2 separate regions of the Homo sapiens genome follow, and region 2 is linked to region 1. A link is an interaction called in ENCODE POLR2A ChIA-PET data of the cell type or tissue named here. Cell type or tissue: PC-9. All regions are shown on one strand. Each heading gives the region's core, and the rest is flanking DNA. Links, peaks and the distances in the headings are about the cores only.

Evidence for each region. Peaks named below come from ENCODE experiments on the same cell type or tissue, not always from the same donor. Only the 100,000 strongest peaks of a DNase experiment are listed, where the experiment ranks them.
Region 2: POLR2A ChIA-PET joins it to region 1 with 15 read pairs; 5 of 35 experiments call an interaction of 5 or more read pairs at or near these places.

The regions. Positions count from the first base shown.
Region 1 is chr7:6,308,065-6,318,094 of GRCh38, reverse strand. No RefSeq gene overlaps it. Among named protein-coding and RNA genes, the nearest start is that of FAM220A, 36 kb to the left of the region's middle. In PC-9, for the core only: no CTCF peak of the experiment used is centred there; no DNase peak of the experiment used is centred there.
Region 2 is chr7:6,380,501-6,389,687 of GRCh38, reverse strand. It overlaps RAC1 (Rac family small GTPase 1), which reads right to left. Exons shown (of 6, transcript NM_006908.5): 2 at 2,405-2,476. Among named protein-coding and RNA genes, the nearest start is that of RAC1, 11 kb to the right of the region's middle. In PC-9, for the core only: no CTCF peak of the experiment used is centred there; DNase peaks (open chromatin) are centred at 3,681, 4,127 and 5,167; H3K4me3 peaks cover 1,232 bases; H3K27ac peaks cover 7,954 bases.

The DNA of each region.
Region 1 (10,030 bases), core at 800-8,799:
ACTGGGGGCCTCAAAACGTGAGAGCGGAACCGCTCGAGGAATGGAGGCAGGTTTTGCAAGCGTCTGTCTCCCTGGAACGGCAGGCTTACTGAGGAGTCTCTGGGCTCCTTCCAGCTCCAGGCTGGACTTGGCCTCCCCCTTACTGCCTCCAACGTTACCTCTTTTCCCAAAAATAGGATTTGGAACTTATTCCCCAAGTGACATAATACATCTTACAGTCATGGGCAGGAAGTGGCTGTTTTCCTGCCAGGCCTGTGAGGTCCCCTGGAGATGAGCTGGGAAGGGTACTCCTCGTCCTGCTTCACAATAGAACTTCAACGCCTTCATTTTAAGGCGATTTTCTTCCATTTGGAAGCGCAGCGTGCTTTTCCACACTATGCAGCGAAAGAGGTTAGATTGGCTGGATTTGGACGCTCTTGGGTGTTTCTGCTTCATAAACAAAGCATGCTTGAATATTAATAATGATGCCCTCCAACATGGCGAGATCCCGTCTCCACGGAAAATATAAAAATTAGCCGGGCGTGGCGGCTCATGTCTGTAATCCCAGCACTTTGGGAGGCCGAGGTGGACGGATCACGAGGTCAGGAGATGGAGACCATCCTGGCTAACAGGGTGAAACCCCGTCTCCACTAAAAATACAAAAAATTAGCCAGGCATGGTGGTGGCACCTGTAGTCCCAGCTACTCGGGAGGCTGAGGCAGGAGAATGGCGTGAACCCAGGAGGCGGAGGTTGCAGTGAGCCGAGATTGCGCCACTGCACTCCAGCCTGGGCGGCAGAGCAAGACCGTGTCTCTAAAAAATAAATAAAATATTATTTATTAATTTTACAATAAAATAATTATATTTTATATATTATATAAAATAAATTTATATTTTATAATAAATAAAATATTTTAATGTCTAAAATGTTATATATTAATATATAAAACATTATTTTATTTATTAAACATATAAATATTTTTTATTTATTAAAAATAAATAAAATATCATTTATGTTTTAGACAGGGTCGTCGTCTGGCACCCAGGCTGGAGTGCAGTGGTGCAATCACAGTTCACTGAAGCCTCGACCTCCCAGGCTCAAGGGATCCTCCTGCCTCAGCCTCCCGAGTACCCAGGACCACAGGCATGCGCCACCACGCCTGGCTTTATTGTAAGTTCTAGTGTAGGCACAACGCCGGTTACTTAAGATGACAAATGGGGAAAATCCACATTAATTGGGTTTGCTATTAAGTGGGTGTGTTGATGGCCGGGCACAGTGGCTCATGCTGGTAACCCCAGCACTTTGGGAGGCCGAGGTGGGCAGATCACTAGGTCAAGAGATCGAGACCATCCTGGCCAACACAGTGAAACCCCGTCTCTACTAAAAATACAAAAATTAGCTGGGTGTGGTGGTGTGCATCTGTAATCCCAGCTACTCAGGAGGCTGAGGCAGGAGAATTGCTTGAACCTGGGAGGTGGAGGGTGCAGTGAGCCAAGATCATGCCACTGCACTCCAGCCTGGCAACAGAGCGAGACTCCATCTAAAAAAACAAAAAACAAAACAACAAAAAAAAAGAATTGTCCTCCTCCCGCAACTGAAAACACTGCCCAGGCGAGACTTCCTGACGTTGACATCATGCATCTTAGCACTTTCCTACCCAAGGCTGTAAAAAGCTCTGTTGCACTTTGGCAACGATAGGAATAAGTCTCTGCATCAGCTTTGATCCTGGCTCCAGAGCAAACTAAGCCAAGAACTGAGAATCTGTTGGCTCTGGCTTATTTTGTTTTATTTTATTTATTTTTTTGAGGCAGGGTCGATTTTGGCCCACTGCAACTTCTGCCTCCTGGGCTCAAGCAGTTCTCCTACCTCAGACTCTTGAGTAGCTGGGATTACAGGCACATGGCACCACACCCAGCTAATTTTTGTGTTTTTTGTAGAGACAGGGTTTCATGATGTTACCCAGGCTGGTCTCGAACTCCTGAGCTCAAGAGATCCTCCTGGCTCAGCCTCCCAAAGTGCTGGGATTACAGGTGTGAGCTGCCACACCCGGCTGGGTCTGGCTTCTTATACTGGGCCTTGCCCAGGTTTTGTTATCTGTTTGGAAGTTATTTTTAGCCCTCCGGAACAGTTTTGAGACAAATCGTTTCGGTGCTTATGCAGCATTATTTTTTTTAACCGATCATGACTATTTTCAACTCAGTAGAAGTTCTAAGGCAGAAACATTTCCTTTTTAAGGCCGTGTTTCTCTGGCAGTCCTAAAGACTAATCCAAAAGATTAGCAAAAGTAACCGCTTGTTAAACAGCTCAAATCTGGTAAATACAGGAGATATGCTTCTGTTCAGGGAACCTCTCAGGGTGAGAGAAGAAAGGAAGAAAAAGAGAAGATTTCTATGGATGTCTATGAACAGTGAATTCCTTAACGGAACCAAAATTTGTCTTTTTTAACTGGAAAACTTACATTCATTGATGATAAATAGTATATATCTGAGCCAAAACTGTGTTGCCCAAAATTTAAGTTACATTAAGAAATAGTCGGCCAAGGCCGGGCGCGGTGGCTGACACCTGTAATCCCAGCACTTTGGGAGGCTGAGGCGGGCATATCACGAGGTCAGGAGATCGAGACCATCCTGGCTAACACGGTGAAACCCCGTCTCTACTAACGATACAAAAAAAAAAAAAATTAGCCAGGCGTGGTGGTGGGCGCCTGTAGTACCAGCTACTAGCGAGGCTGAGGTGGGAGAATGACATGAACCTGGGAGGCAGAGCTTGCAGTGAGCCAAGATTGTGCCACTGCACTCCAACCTGGGTGACAGAGCGAGACTCCATCTCGGAAAAAAAAAGAAATAGTCGGCCAGGCACAGTGGCTCACACCTGTAATCCCAGCACTTTGGGAGGCCGAGGCTGACAAATCACGAGGTCAGGAGTTCGAGACCAGCCCGGCCAACATGGTGAAACCCCATCTCTACTAAAATACATAAATTAGCCGGGTGTGGTGGCGGGCGCCTGTAGTCCCAGCTACTTGGGAGGCTGAGGCAGGAGAATCACTTGAACCCCGGAGGCGGAGGTTGCAGTGAGCTGAGATCGCACCATTGCCCTCCAGCCTGGTGACGGAGAGAGACTACGTCTCAAAAAAGAAAAAAAAATAGTCCTCTAACTTTTTGAGTCAGCTCTGTACATCTGCTGGTCGCTCAGTGGGTCTGATCCAGTTCTGTGTCTTTGGGAATAATCTGGCCACAGGGCTGTCCCCACTGTTTTAGCGGGGCAGTGTCAACCTCCCTCAACCCCAGCGGCCATAGGTCCAGAGTTAGGCTTTGTCTTTTTTTTTTTTTTTTTGAGACGGAGTCTCGCTCTGTCGCCCAGGCTGGAGTGCAGTGGCGCGGTCTCGGCTCACTGCAAGCTCCGCCTCTCAGGTTCACGCCATTCTCCTGCCTCAGCCTCCCGAGTAGCTGGGACTACAGGCGCCCGCCACCACGCCCTGCTATAGGCTTTGTCTTCAAAGCAAACAGAGTATTTCCTTTTGGGAAGCGCATGAAGCTGCTTTTTTACTTAGAAAACAAACCCACCCTTCCAAACATGCACAGTGAAATAAGCCAGGCATAAAAGGACAAATATTGTAGGATTCCACTTACATGAGGTTCCTAGAAGAGACAGCTCCGGAGAGACAGTAAGTAGAACGATGGCTGCCAGGGGCTAGGAGAAGGGGGAGAGGGGAGCGAGTGTTTAGCGGGGACACAGTTTCTGTTTGAGAAGATGAAAATGTCCTGGAGATGGATGGGGACGATGGTGGCTGCACAACAATGTCATTGTGCTTAATGCCACTGAACTGTGCACTTAAAAAGGGTTAAGATGGGACGGGCGCAGTGGCTTGTGCCTGTGATCCCAGCACTTTGGGAAGCCTAGGTGGGCGGATCACTTGAGGCCAGGAGTTCAAGACCAGCCTGGCCAACATGGTGAAACCCCATCTGTACTAAACATACAGAAAACTAGTTGGGCGTGTTGGCGCGTGCCTGTAATCCTAGCTGCTAGGGAGGCTAAGGTGGGAGAATCTCTTGAACCCTGGAGGCGGAGGTTGTAGTGAGCCGAGATCGCACCACTGCACTCCAGCCTGGGCGGCATAGTGAAATTCCATCTCAAAAAAAAAAAAAAAAAAAAACCAAAAAAAAAAAAAAACAAAAAAAAAACGGAAAGAAAAGAAAAGGGGGTTAAGATGGTAAATATTATGTTATGTGTGTTTTACCGCAGTGAAAACTATTTACACACGCAGACCCCATTAGCCAATGTGATGCTTCAGGAGGAGGTCTTGGGAATCATTTAGACCTAGACCAGGGTTTGAATCCCACCTCCACCACTTCTTGCTTATGACCCTGGCAAGGGACTTAACCTTTCTGACCTTCATCTGCTTTCTTTGTAAAATAGCGTTGGCCTGGCGCAGTGGCTCACACCTGTGATCCCAGCACTTTGGGAGGCTGGGGCAGGAGGATGGCTTGAACCCAGAAAGTCAAGGCTGCAGTGAGCCGCGATCACGCCACTGCACTCCAGCCTGCGTGGCAGAGTGAAACTCTGTCTCAAAAACAAATACAAAAATATAAATAAATAAATAAATAAACAAATTTAAAAATAAATAAAATAACTCAAGTGGCATTTTAAGTAGTTGTCAGGTCTCATAGCAGGCCTAAAAGTTACTGTCCAAATAAATGCAGTGATCTGGCCAGGTGCGGTGGCTCACACCTGTAATCCTAGCACTTTGGGAGGCTGAGGTGAGACGATCACTTGAGGTCGGGAGTTCAAGACCAGCCTGGCCAATATGGCAAAACCCTGTCTCTACTAAAAATACAAAAATTAGTCGGGGTGTGGTGGCATGTGCCTGTAATCTCAGCTACCCAGGAGACTGAGGCAGGAGAATTGGCCCAGTGCGGTGTCTCATGCCTGTAATCCCAGCACTTTGGGAGGCCGAGGCGGGTGGATCACAAGGTCAGGAGATTGAGACCATCCTGGCTAACACAGTGAAACCCTGTCTCTACTAAAAATACAAAAAAAATTAGCCAGGTGTGGTGGCGGGCGCCTGTAGTCCCAGCTACTCGGAAGGCTGAGGCAGGAGAATGACGTGAACCTGGGAGGCGGAGCTTGCAGTGAGTTGAGATCGCACCACTGCACTCCAGCCTGGGCGACAGAGCAAGACTCCGTCTCAAAAAAAAGGAAAAATGCAGTGATCTTCTGTAGGCCCATTTATGGTGATCTGGGGCCCTCAGCACCATGGTTAGTACTTTTTTTTTCTAGCTAGCAGCCTGGTAAAAATTAACATTAAATACTGATTTTTGCTGGGCACTGTGGCTCAGACCTGGAACCCAGCACTTTGGGAGACCAAGACAGGAGGATTGCTTGAGGCCAGGAGTTCGAGACCAGCCTGGGCAACATGCAGAGACCACTGCTCCCCATCTCTTCCAAAAAAAAAAAAAAAAAAACCACCACAGGAGGCTGAGGCAGGAGAATGGGCATGAACCCGGGAGGTGGAGCTTGCAGTGAGCCGAGATGGCACCACTGCACTCCAGCCTGGGCAACAGAGCGAGGCTCCATTCCAAAAAAACAAAACAACAACAACAAAAAAACCCAAAACAACAAAACAAAGTTAATTTTCAGCCTCGTGGTTGCTAATCTCACATGCTTGTGTGCCTTTTTTTTTTTGAGACAGGGTTTTACTCCTGTTGCCTAGGCTAGAATGAAATGGTGAGGTCTCGGCTCACTGAAACCTTCGCCTCCTGGGTTCAAGTGATCCTCCTGCCTCATTCTCCCAAAGTGCTGGGATTACAGACATGAGCCACTGCACCCAGCCTGTGTTTTTTTGTTTTTTTGTGTTGTTTTGTTTTGAGACAGGGTCTTGCTTTGTCACCCAGACTGGAGTGCAGTGGTACGATCATAGCTCACTGCAACTTGAACTGCGCTCAGGCAATCCTTCTGCCTCAGCCTCCCAAGTACCTGGGACTATAGTTTCATGCCATTATGCCCAGGTAATTACTATTTTTTTGTTTTTTTTTGGAGAGACAGGGTCTTGCTCTGTTGCCCAGTCTGGACTTGAACTCTTGAGCTCAAGCAATCCTTCAACCTCAGTCCCCCAAAGTGTTGAGATTGCAGGCGTGAGCCACCACATCTGGCCACATTTACCATTTTAAAGTAAACAATTCCAGTGGCATTTAATATACTTTGTGCAAATACTACCTCTATCTAGTTCCAAAACATCACCCCAAAAAGAAACCTGTACCCATTAAGCAATTGCTCCCCATTTCACCCACCCCTAACTGGCAACCACCAATCTATATTATTTTTCTATGGATTTCTTTCCTTTTTATTTTTATTTTTTTTCTGAGTCTGCTTGCCAGGGAATATGGATTTCTTTTCTTTTTTTTTTTTTTTTTTTTTTTGAGACGGAGTCTGGCTGTGTCGCCCAGGCTGGGGTGCAGTGGTGCGATCTCTGCTCACTGCAAGCTCCGCCTCCCGGGTTCACGCCATTCTCCTGCCTCAGCCTCCCGAGTAGCTGGGACTACAAGTAGCTGGGACTACAGGTGCCTGCCAACATGCCCGGCTAATTTTTTTGTATTTTTAGTAGAGATGGGGTTTCACTGTGTTAGCCAGGATGGTCTCGATCTCCTGATCTCATGATCTGCCTGCCTTAGCCTCCCAAAGTGCTGGGATTACAGGCGTGAGCCACTGCACCTGGCCGGATTTCTTTTATTTTCTTTTGAGATGAGGTCTCACTGCTCCCCAGGCTGGACTGAAGTGGTGCAGTCACAGCTCACTGCAGCCTCAACCTCCTAGACTCAAGAGATCCTCCTGCCTCTCAAAGTGCTGGGACTACAGGTGTGTGCCACTGCATCTAGCTTCTATGGCTTTTCTTATTTTGAATTTTTTTTTTTTTTTTTGAGACGGAGTCTCGCTTTGTTGCCCAGGCTGGAGTGCAGTGGCGCAATCTTGGCTGACTGCAAGCTCCGCCTCCTGGGTTCATGCCATTCTCCTGCCTCAGCCTTCCGAGTAGCTGGGACTACAGGTGCCCGCCACCACGCCTGGCTAATTTTTTGTATTTTTAGTAGAGATGGGGTTTCACCGTGTTAGCCAGGATGGTCTCGATCTCCTGACCTCATGATCCACCCACCTCGGCCTCCCAAAGTGCTAGGATTACAGGCTTGAGCCACCGCGCCTGGCCTTGAATATTTCATATAAATAAAATCATACAATATGTGAGCCTTTTGTGTCTGGCTTCTTTCACTTAGCATAACGTGTTTGAGGCTCATCAGTGTTGTAGCATGAATCAGTGCTTCATCCCTTTTTATGGCTGAGTAATATTCCATTGAATAGACATACTATAATGTTTAACCATTCCTCTGTACATGGACATGGGATATTTCTGGCAGACTAATGAGCCCAATTGGCCCTTGGAACTGATGGAATAATGGCAGATGTGATAACTGAAATGCCCTGACAACTTACAACATTTTCTTCTTTATGTCCAGAGCAGTTGTTACACATGAAATTAGACGAATGAAAATTAAGTTCACTGAAGTTCCTAGATCTAGCGTTTGTAAATTATCACCCCTTGGGGACTGTTATCCTCATAGGATTCATTTTGTATTTGACATTTGGAAGACTTTGTGCTCTTTTAACAACAGAAAATTACATAAGGTCATTGTCACTTTCGTCGACTCCCTAGTGTTTTTATTCCAAACCATGCAAAATGTTTGTTTTATTTGGAGCGTTCCCTAACTTCGGTTGTATAAACTGTATCAGTAGCTCTCAAGCTTGACTGGTGATAAAAATCACTGGAAAAACTTAACAGAAGTACAGATGGCCAAGTGTAATCCCCCAATCTGCAAAGATGCAGATTCTCCTAGGGTCCCAGCATCTATTCAGGCACCCCAGTTTATGGACTACACTTTGTGAAACAGTGGCGTACACAGATGTCTTGAATTATCTAATAAATTTATCAGATTGGGCCAGGCACGGTGGCTCACGCCTGTAATCCCAGCACTTTGGGAGACCGAGGCGGGGGGATCACTTGAGGTCAGGGGTTCAAAATCAGCCTGGCCAACATGGCCAACAACTCTCTCTCTACTAAAAACACAAAAAAATGGCTGGGCGTGGTGCACACACCTGTAGTCCCAGCTACTCGGGTGGCTGAGGCAGGAGAATGGCTTGACCCTGGGAGGCAGAGGTTGCAATGAGCCGAGATCGCACCACTGCACTCCAGCCTGGGCAACAGAGAGAGACTCTGTCTTAAATAAAATAAAATAAATTTATCAGATCACACGATAGAACTTTAATTAATTACTTAATTGATTAATTTTTGAGGCAGAGTCTAGCTCTGTCGCCCAGGCTGGAGTGCAATGATGTGATCTCGGCTCACTGCAACCTCCACCTCCCGGGTTCTAGCAATTCTCCTGCCTCAGCCTCCCGAGTAGCTGGGATTACAGGTGCCTCCCACCACGCCTGGCTACTTTTTTGTATTTTTAGTAGAGATGCGATTTCACCATGTTGGTCAGGCTAATCTTGAACTCCTGACCTCAGGTGATCCACCCACCTCAGCCTCCCAAAGTGCTGGGATTACAGGCGTGAGCCACCCCGCGCCTGGTCGGAACTTTATTTTTGACATAACAAATTGAAAGATATATTGAAAATAATTCAATAAAATTCCAAAGAACATCATAAAATATATGTATGTTAAAATGGAAGAAAGGTTTTAAAAATGTTGATGAAATAGATTTTCTAAATCCTGAGGAAATTTATATCTGCTCCCATATATTTTCTTTTAATTGTAAGCAAAAATACATAACATGAAATTTATTGTCTTAAACATTTTTATGCGTACAGTTCGGTGGAGTTAAGTATATTCACATTGTGGTGCAACCAATCTCCAGAATTTTGAATAAGTTGCAAAATGGAACTCTCTATCCATTAAACGATTCAGGCCAGGCGCGGTGGCTCACGCCTGCAATCCCAGCACTTTGGGAGGCCAAGGCGGGCAGATTACCTGAGATCAGGAGTTCCAGACCAGCCTGGCCAACATGGTGAAACCCCGTCTCTACCTAAAATACAAAAAAATTCACCGGGCATGGTGGTGCGTGCCTGTAATCCCAGCTACTCGGGAGGCTGAGGCAGGAGAACCACTTGAACCCAGGAGGCAGAGGTTGCAGTGAGCCAAGATCGGGCCACTGCACTCCAGCCTGGGTGACAGAGTGAGACTCGATCTCAAAATACAAAAACAAAAACAATTCACCATTCTTTCTCCTCTTGACTCCTGGTAACCACCATTCTACTTTCTGTTTCTATGAATTTGACTACTCTAGGGACCTCATACAAATGGAATCACACAGTATTTGTCTTTTCTGTGACTGGCATATGTGAACAAAAGTTTCCTGAAAAGGAATTTGGAGAAAAGAGATTTTATTCCAGTGAGCAGTTTGCCCAGTTTCCTTTTAAAGGTTGATTAATATTCTATTGTATGGGTTCCCAGAGGCTCTAACCTGTAATCCCAGCATTTTGGGAGGCTGAGGCAGGAGGATCGCTTGAGCCCAGGAGTTTGAGACTAGCCCTGGCAACATAGCAAGACCCCATCCCTATTTTAAAAAAAATTAAATAAAAAGCAGCAGCAGCCAAGACAACTTCCAAGTTTAACAGAGCTCATGCTTTTAACTGAGAAATTAGCAATGTGGACTAATGACTTATTACGTTTTCATAAAGTTCTCTTTTTTTTTTTTTTTTTTTTTGAGACAAAGTCTCACTCTGTCACCCAGGCTGGTCTTGAACTCCTGACCTCAAGTGATCCACCTGCCTTGCCCTCCCAAAGTGCTGGGATTACAGGCCTGAGCCACCGCCTGGTGTTTCCTTAACGGCCTGTAACTTCCTAAAGTTTTCTTCATGGCCTGTAACTTCCTAACCCCTAGTTTCATTCTAGGAGTCTCCTGTTGCTGGTGTAAATTAAACAGCAGGGAAAAGCAACTTCAGGTTTCAAGCTACCTTAAATCCTGAAAACAGAACTCTGTGTCTGCTACTTTCTTGAAATTG
Region 2 (9,187 bases), core at 1,188-9,187, 71 kb before region 1:
CTTTTTTGGAGACAATGTCTTGTTCTGTTGCCCAGGCTGGAGTGCAGAGGCACAATCTTGGCTCACTGCAACCTCCACCTCCCAGGTTCAAGCAATCCTCCTGCCTCAGCCTCCCGAATAGCTGGGATTATAGTCATGTGCCACCATGCCCAGCTAATTTTTGTATTTTTAGTAGAGACAGGGTTTCACCATCTTGGCCAAGTTGGTCTCAAACTCCTTACCTCAGTGATCCGCCCAGCTCAGCCTCCCCAAGTGCTGGGATTACAGGCGTGAGCAAACTTTTTTAATTAAAAAAAAAAAAAATTCAAAAGATTTTAACCACATCTGTGATTGGAAATGAAAACGGTTAGATAACTTCAACCCACGTTAATGGCAGTGTGTACTAAGAGGCCACTTAAGTCAAGGCCAGCAAAGTGACAGCTTTATAGACAGCAATTTGGTAGTTATCTACCAAAAAATAATTTTTTAATTTTTTTTTTTTTTTGGGAGACAGAGTCTCACTCTGTTACCCAGGCTGAAGTGCAGTGGCACAATCTTGGCTCACTGCAACCTCTGCTTCCCGGGTTCAAGCAATTCTCATGCCTCAGCCTCCTGAGTAGCTGGGACTACAGGAGTGCACCACCACACCCGGCTAACTACTGTATTTTTAGCAGAGGTGGGGGTTTTAACATGTTGGCCAGGTTGGTCTCGAACTCCTGACCTCAAGTGATCCTTCCGTCTTGGCCTCCCAAAGTGCTGGGATTACAGGCGTGAGCAATCACGCCCAGCTGTATCTACCAAAATTTAAAACATCCATTGTCTTTTGATTTGGCACGATTTTGCTTCTAATAATCTATCAAGTGTACACAAAGACATAAGGGACAACACTGAACCCAGCAATGTTTGTTAACACCAAGAGTCCAAGTGACCAGTGGGTTAAATCAGTTATAGTACTTCAAAATCATTAATCATTAATGATTAAACCTTTATCTACATATGTAGATAAGGAAAATCTCCCCCATAAATTTAGGACAACAGGGACAGCATGATTCCACTTACAGTAAAAAATGGGTGCCGTGGCTCACGCCTGTAATCCCAGCACTTTGGGAGGCTGAAGTGGGCAGATCACCTGAGGTCAGGAGTTTGAGACCAACCTGGCCAACATGGTGAAACCCGTCTCTACTAAAGAAACAAAAATTAGCCAGGTGTGGTGGTGTATGCCTGTAATCACAGCTACCTGGGAGGCTGAGGCAGAGAATCACTTGAACCCAGGAGGCAGACGCTGCAGTGAGCTGAGATCGCATCACAGCACTCCATCCTGGGCAAGAGAGAGAGACTAACTCCAAAAAAAAAAAAAAAAAAGGAAAACAACAACAACAACAACAAAAACATGGGTACGACACTTCAGAGAGCACCTGGGTGTGTGTTGTGCCTGAGGAGGTGAACACAGGTGGGGAGGAGGCGACACCTCCCCAGCCTGCACAGGGAGGACTCACAGCAGCTGCAGGATGGTGCATTATGAGGCTCAGCTACGTGCGCTCCCGGGTAACCCATCACCAGAGCAGCACTTTCCTGTCTCCACCCAATTCTGCTGCCTATAGGGAGTAAGCAATTCAATAGCCAATTCCACCCTCCCATTCCCCCTTCAACACACACACCCAAGTTTCAATTCCAAAGCCCTACACCTCAATGCGGACATGTAACCAACTGATGACTTATCAGAAAAGGCCAATTAAAACGTAATGGAATCTTTCCCTTTCCAGTTCCCAGAAAGCCAGTGTATCTGAAACTCGTGCACTGACAAGGACTGTTTCTGATCAGACTTTTGGTCAGAGTTCTTGTGTCCAACTATGGTTTTCTTTAACATCATCCAGTCTCTGTACCTCACAGACAGTTAAAGTTTGCTTTCTGGATGTCTAAAAATCAACTAGCAAAGTTGTGAAAAGTTTATATTACCCTAAGTTTCTTTTTTTTTTTTCTTTTGAGATGGAGTTTCGCTCTCATTGCCCAGGCTGGAGTGCAGTGGCGTGATCTTGGCTCACTGCAACCTCCGCCTCCACGGTTCGAGTGATTCTCCTGCCTCAGCCTCCCAAGTATGTGGGATTACAGGCACCCGCCACCACACCTGGCTAATTTTTTGTATTTTTAGTAGAGATGGGGTTTCATCACGTTGACCATGCTGGTCTCGAACTCCTGACCCTCAGTTGATCCACCCGCCTCAGTCTCCCAAAGTGCTGAGATCACCACCCCCAGCCCTATTTTTTAAAAGCCTAATATACCTTATAATTAGGTTTCAGTGAATGTTTAAGAAAAAATTAGTATCTGTTCATATGAGGATTAAAGATGGCTTTACAGCAAAACAAATGGTCAAAGAAATGTGAAACCCGTAACACAAACAGGTTAATTCCCAATTTAAGATACTTACACAGTAGGGATATATTCTCCAGGAAATGCATTGGTTGTGTAACTGATCAGTAGGCAAGTTTTACCTACAGCTCTAAAGAGAAAGAGAAAAAAGGTTGCTTAGTCAACATGAATGTAATCTTAGCTTTCACTATTAAGTTAAAATAATTTCTAGAGAAAAAAAATCAAGGCATATACATCACATACTTAGCATTAAAGAAAATGTTTTCTATAACCCTTTATCACCACATACACATTGGTACCCTGAAATTTAAAGTAAACAAACTAGAATTTCTCAGAAAGATAGAGTCAGGAGCCATCACATTCTGTTTAGGTACCCGGTGTTAGCATTAATAGTCAAGAAACAGTTGTCACCTAGCTACAAGACTCAAGAGAAACAAGATTTTAAAACTTCACGTCTCTTCTGTGAACATCTGTAGAGCCTCTCATCAAGAATCTTAAGTTTGATCCTGAAGATATTTTCTTTTTTTCTTTTTTTTCTTTTTTTTTTTTTTTTGAGACCGAGTCTCGTGCTGTCGCCCCAGCTGGAGTGCAGTGCAGAGGCACCATCTTGGCTCACTGCAACCTCTGCCTCCCAGGTTCAAGCGATTCTCCTGCCTCAGCCTCCCAAGTAGCTGGGATTACAGCTGTCCACCACCACGCCTGGATAATTTTTTTGTATTTTTAGTAGAGATGGGTTTTCGCCATGTTGGCCAGGCTGGTCTCGAACTCCTGACCTCAAGTGATCCGCCCACCTGGACCTCCCAAAGTGCTGGGATTACAGGCTGGAGCCACCACACCCAGCCTAAAGGTATTTTAATTAACACTAATATACAAACACAGCCTTCCTCTTTAAGTAACTTATTCTGCTGCCTTAAGTGGGACAGCTCAAAATCCCACCACATCCCTACAGCCTCCCCTATGGCAATCAGCAATGACTGTTCTCTTGAGAGAAAGTGCTTAGTCAATAAACTACCACACGTAACTGCCATCACATTGATTCAGCTGTATTTAAATGCCACCTCCCCCAGCCCCAATCCTCACACAGCACCATAAGTCTATAAGCAGGGACTATCACAATACATCCCAGACATTTAATTAACAGCTCAGAGACGATGGGAGTTAAACTTGCCAAACAGAGAAGTGTGTAGAAATACTTCAGAGAAAGGAGCACCACCTGCACAACTGGCAATGGGTAGAGACTAATCCTAATATTACCAGTGTGCCGCCAGGCAGAAGAGTGGTGGCTGAAAGTCTCCCAACCACCTGGAATGTTTTTCAAGAGGCTATCACCTAATAACTAAGGTCACCACATCATTAGCAAAACATAAAGGTCTCCAATTTTTACAGCATTGACAAGGCAAGCTTAAGGGCTTACATGAGAATTCAAGTCTCTGGCATCCTGAGGGTTCAGTTAGCCAAGTGCTCTCCTTAATGAGCCCTTCTCTCTGCTGTGCTGTCAGTTTACCAAGGTCACAATGACACATCAGCATCATAATTTTAAGATTTTTGTCGTTCAATCTCAACTACTATAAATTAGAATTCACCATAAAGTTAAGCGCTTTTCCATTTTCCCTCACACTCAAGGCAGATTACAGGCCCAGCCAGTCTTGCCAATATTCATTCACTCATGACATTATTGAGGGCTTAACAAAAGTTGGAACTCCCCATTCCAAAGACTTTAGAGAGTCAAACATTACATCACCAGGAAGTAGCTTCCAACTCCTAAAGGCTTTCTAAACAGAAATGACTCATTGGACATACATTTCGTTAAAAGCTTAGAATGTGAAAATAAACCTGTATGAGCAGGAGCCTAAGCTTTGGAGTCAGAAGCCCAGATTTGAGACCCAGGGCCAATTCTAGCACGTACTGGCTGTATTTTTTGGCAAGTTTCAACTTCCTCATGCCTTTTTTTTTCACCTGCAAAATTAATGCAGAACTACCAGCTCCATCCCCAAACTACTGTGAGCATTAATTCAATTTCAATTTATATCAACCGTGTGCTACACCAGAAGCACACTAGGTGCTAAAGATGTATCAATGAACAAGACCTCATGAAGTAAGTGCAGTTGTTAAATTTAAAAATTAAGAATGCAATCATCACATGAAATTATGCGTGTGATAACTGTCATTATTAAAGCAGCTCTGGAAATGTACAGCAAAAGAGCTAACATTTCTAGAGCTGAAAAAAATATTTTTAGGCCAGGCATGGTGGCTCATGCCTGTAATCCTAGCACTTTGGGAGGCTGAGGTGGGTGGATCGCTTGAGCCCAGGAGTTCAAGACCAGCTGGGCCAACATGGAGAAACCCGTTCTCTACTAAAAATACAAAAATTAGGTGGGTGTGGCGGTGTGCAGCAGTAGTCTCAGCTACTTGGGGGGCTGAGGCACGAGGATCACTTGAACCCAGGAGGGAGGTCAAGGCTGCAGTGAAACAAGATTGCACCAGTGCATCCAGTCTGAGGGACAAAGTGAGACCCTGTCTCAAAAAAATAAATTTTTTTAAATTAAAAAATAAAAGCCTGGTGCAGTGGCTTAGGCCTGTAATCCCAGCACAGGAGGCTATAATCCCAGCACAGGGGCCTGAGGTGGGAGGATCGCTGAGCCCAGGAGTTCAAGACCAGCCTGGGCAACATAGGGAGACCTTGTTTCCACAAAAAATTCAAAAATAAGTGGTGGCTCTTGCCTGTAGTCCCAGCTACTCAGGAGGCTGAAGCAAGAGGATCCCTTCAGCCCAGGAATTCAGGGCAGCAGTGAGCTGTGATCACACCACTCCACCCAGCCTAGGTGACAAAGCACGATCCCATCTCAACAATAAAAAAATAAGTGGGCAGTGGCATAGGGAAATACGTTACCTCTTCTTGTTAAGGACATGGGGACTAGATCCTACTTGGAAAGTCACAGGTTTTAAATTGCCCAGAAAGCACTGGATTTTAGAAGAAGCCTCCAACTGCAGTGTGGCAGGAAGCCTGAGGACGCCAGGGACTCAGTCAAGGCAGACACACATGGAAGCTGTTGCTACAGTCCAGGAGCCATCCATGGTGGCCTGGACCAAGAATGGGGACTGGACAGTGAACATAAGTGGGCTGTTTCCTGGACTGCTTGAACTTGGAGGCAGATCAAGCATCGCTTACCCATGGTTTGGATGTGGCAGCTGAGGAAGAAAGTGGAGCCTAAGGCTCTAAGGGACCTTTTTAAAAATGATAAAGGTTGGCTGGGCTCGGTGGCTCACACATGTAATCCCAGCACTTTGGGAGGCCAAGGCGGGCGGATCACCTGAGGTCAGGAATTCGAGAAGAGCCTGACCAACATGGAGAAACCCCTCTCTACTAAAAATACAAAATTAGCCGGGCGTGCATGCCTGTAATCCCAGCTACTCGGGAGGCTGAAGCAGGAGAGTCGCTTGAACCCGGGAGGCGGAAGTTGCAGTGAGCCGAGATTGCGCCATTGCACTCCAGCCTGGGCAACAAGAGCAAAACTCCGTCTCAAAAAAAAAAAAAAAAAAAAAAAAAAAAAAAAAAAGATAAAGGTTGTGTAAAAACCTTAACAATAGTTGCCACTCAGTGTCAAGGATAAGCTGCTATGAAGGTTTTGACTGTTATGATAAAATGTCATTATCACTTCTTTTACTATTCTGTCCTAAGTCTCTATGTATATGAGGAACAAAACTACTAATATAAAGGCAACCAGCTGTGTCTAAAATCCTCTAAACTTCCTTTCCTGAATGACATCTTTAGCTGAGAAAGGCTCAACCGGGAAGAAATTCAAGGTACTGGCATAATCTGATACTGACTGAAATTTTATTACCAATCACTATTTGTTACAAATCTATGTCTTATAAGAATATGATTATTAAACTACAGAATTCTTAAAGTGCAACCTTATATTTAAGCTTAGTGCAATCAAAAGATAAAATCGACTCCTCTTTAAGTCTTCTGATTAAAACTTTTACTTAATTTATTCAAATAGGTAAAAGAAAAAGGTTATTCCACTCCTATTAGTGTATATTCATTCCTTGTCCACGCTGCGCTTCCACAAACCAAGTCAACATCTGCACTGGGCAATGTGACAGCCTTTCCATGGCCTTTCCCTCATGAAGAATGGAAGCCGTATTTGGCCACAAGTCTTGACTGATACTGCTGGAGAATTTCTGGTAGTTACTACTTCTTTGGAATTTCTAACTTTATATAATTAACTGCTCAGTTCAACCTCTTTTCAATCATCGAGCAATGTCATCACTCTAGGAAACGAACATGAGTCGGCTGGAAGAAAGTTCATGCCATTTCTACATTGGATTTCCCCCTAGCTCATGATGCTACAATTTTTTTTAACCTATCTGTGCTTCCCCTGCCCTGTCCTGTAGAAATAACCACAATGAAAGCAAATAACTTATGTTGCTATTATGTTCTTCATTTTTCCATTAAGAGAACTTTAAGACGGAGTCTTGGCTCTGTCTTCCAGGCTGGAGCCCAATGGTGCAATCCTGGCTTACCACAACCTCTGCCTGCTGGGTTCGAACAATTCTCCTGCCTCAGCCTCCCAAGTAGCTGGGACTACACGTAAGCACCACCACATCCAGCTAATTTTTTTTTGTTGTTGTATTTTCAGTAGAGACAGGGTTTTGCCATGTTGGCCAGACTGGTCTCGAATTCCTGACCTCAGGAGATCCACCCCATCGGCCTCCCAAAGTGCTGGGGTTACAGGCGTGAGCCACCACGCCCAGCCAAGAGAACTTTTTACTTACTTTTTGAGGAGAGTAGGGTAAACTTTAGTGTTACTTCCTGAAATCTATAAACCAAAACTTAAAAGCACAATCAACAAATCTAGAAACGCTAGGAATTTCCTCACGTTAAAAAAATAAAAGATCCAAGAAGCTCAAAAAATAACAACTTTCTGCACTGCCTTCTTTTAAAGACACGTTGATCTCAGGACAGAAAAGCCAAACTCTTCCAATGACAATTACAATTGCAAACCAAAATACAGAGCATATATTGCTGTCTAAAAGTGAGTAGATCTTGGCCAGGCGCAGTGGCTCTTCCCTGTAATCCCAGCAAGAGGCCAAGGCGGGTGGATCACTTCAGGCCAGGAGTTCGAGACCAGACTGACCAACACAGCGAAACTGCATCTCTATTAAAAATACAAAAAATTAGCTGAGTGTGGTGGCAGGCGCCTGTAATCCCAGCTACTCAGGAGGCTGAGGCAGAAGTATCGCTTGAGGCCACGGGGTAGAGGTTGCAGTGAGCTGAGATCGCATCACTGCACTCCAGCCTGAGCAACAGAGCGAGACTCTCTGACTCAAAAAACAAAAAAAAGTATGTAGATCTTAAGGACAAGGCAGTAGAATTTAGTAACTGTCAAATATATATTCCTACTTATTGAATAAATTAAAGACCTCGCATGAAGGTCCTCGATTTACACTGACAAACAAGGTATGGGGATTCTGTAACGGTAGGCCTTATATATAACTGCGTTAACTATGCAGATAAAATCTGTCCAGAAAAATACACCACTAGAGTAGTGCAGTGCTAAATAAACACAAAACCCAATCTAAAATTATGATGTTCTACTACCAATATCTGACTTCACAATCAATGTAAAGAAAGCTAGCCATAAGCCAGGCACGGTGGCTCATGCCTGTAATCCTAGCACTTTAGGAGGGCAAGGTGGGCGGACTGTCTGACCTTAGGAGTTCAAGACCAGCCTGGGCAGCACAGTGAAACCCCGTCTCTACTAAAATACAAAAGAAATTAGCTGGGTGTGGTGGCACACGCCTGTAATCTCAGCTACTCAGGAGGCTGAGGCAGGAGAATTGCTTGAACCTGGGAGGCAGAGGTTGCAGTGAGCTGATTTCGTGCCACTGCACTCCAGCCTGGCGACAGAGCAAGACTCTGTTTCTACCAAAAAAAAAAAAAAAAAGCCAGCAATTATTACCACTAGAAGCTTCAAAAAATTAAGATAGTGCATAAAGTTTCTCACTTAGGCTGAAGACACTATGTACAACTGAGCTGAAGTCTGAATCCACCCTTCCAGAATCAAGGCTAACCCTGGTGTAGTTGATACAAGCCAGCTGAACACACAAGAGTTCAAAAATAAGAATTTATATGTAACTGCACACAGTCCCTATTCTTTTTCAAAATCAGGCCGGGCATGGTGGCTGACGCCTGTAATCCCATCACTTTGGGAGGCCGAGGCAGGTGGATCACCTGAGGTCAGGAGTTCCAGACCAGCCTGGCCAAGATGGTGAAACCTGTCTCAACTAAGAATACAAAAATTAGCCAGGCATGGTGGTGGGTGCCTGTAAGCCCAGCTACTCAGGAGGCTGAGGCAGGAGAATCGCCTGAACCTGGGATGCGGAGATTGCAGTGAGCAGAGATCATGCCATTGCACTCCAGCCTGGGCAACAGAGCAAGACTCCACCTCAAAAAGAGCAAAACAAAACAAAACAAAAAACAAAATCAACTCCTCTATAAATCCTCTTAAAAGGTTCCCTCTGATAACAGGAAGACATGATAAAGCAAATACAGCAAAATGAACAAGTAGAGCAAAATACTGTCATAGAATCCAGGCCATGGGTATGTGCATGTTGACTGTACAATGCTTTCCACTAGTCTGTTTGAAATTTTTCATATTAAGACATTGCAGGAAAATATTCCTACTGATCACATGCAATCCTGCCTTGGTGGCAAAGACTCTTGACAAAAACATCTCCTTTCAAGGAAGACTACAATTTTAAGAGCTACGTAGTGATGGAGATGTGAAAAAGTAGGCAGTACTAAGGTATCAGATGACTAATGCAAAAAGACAGA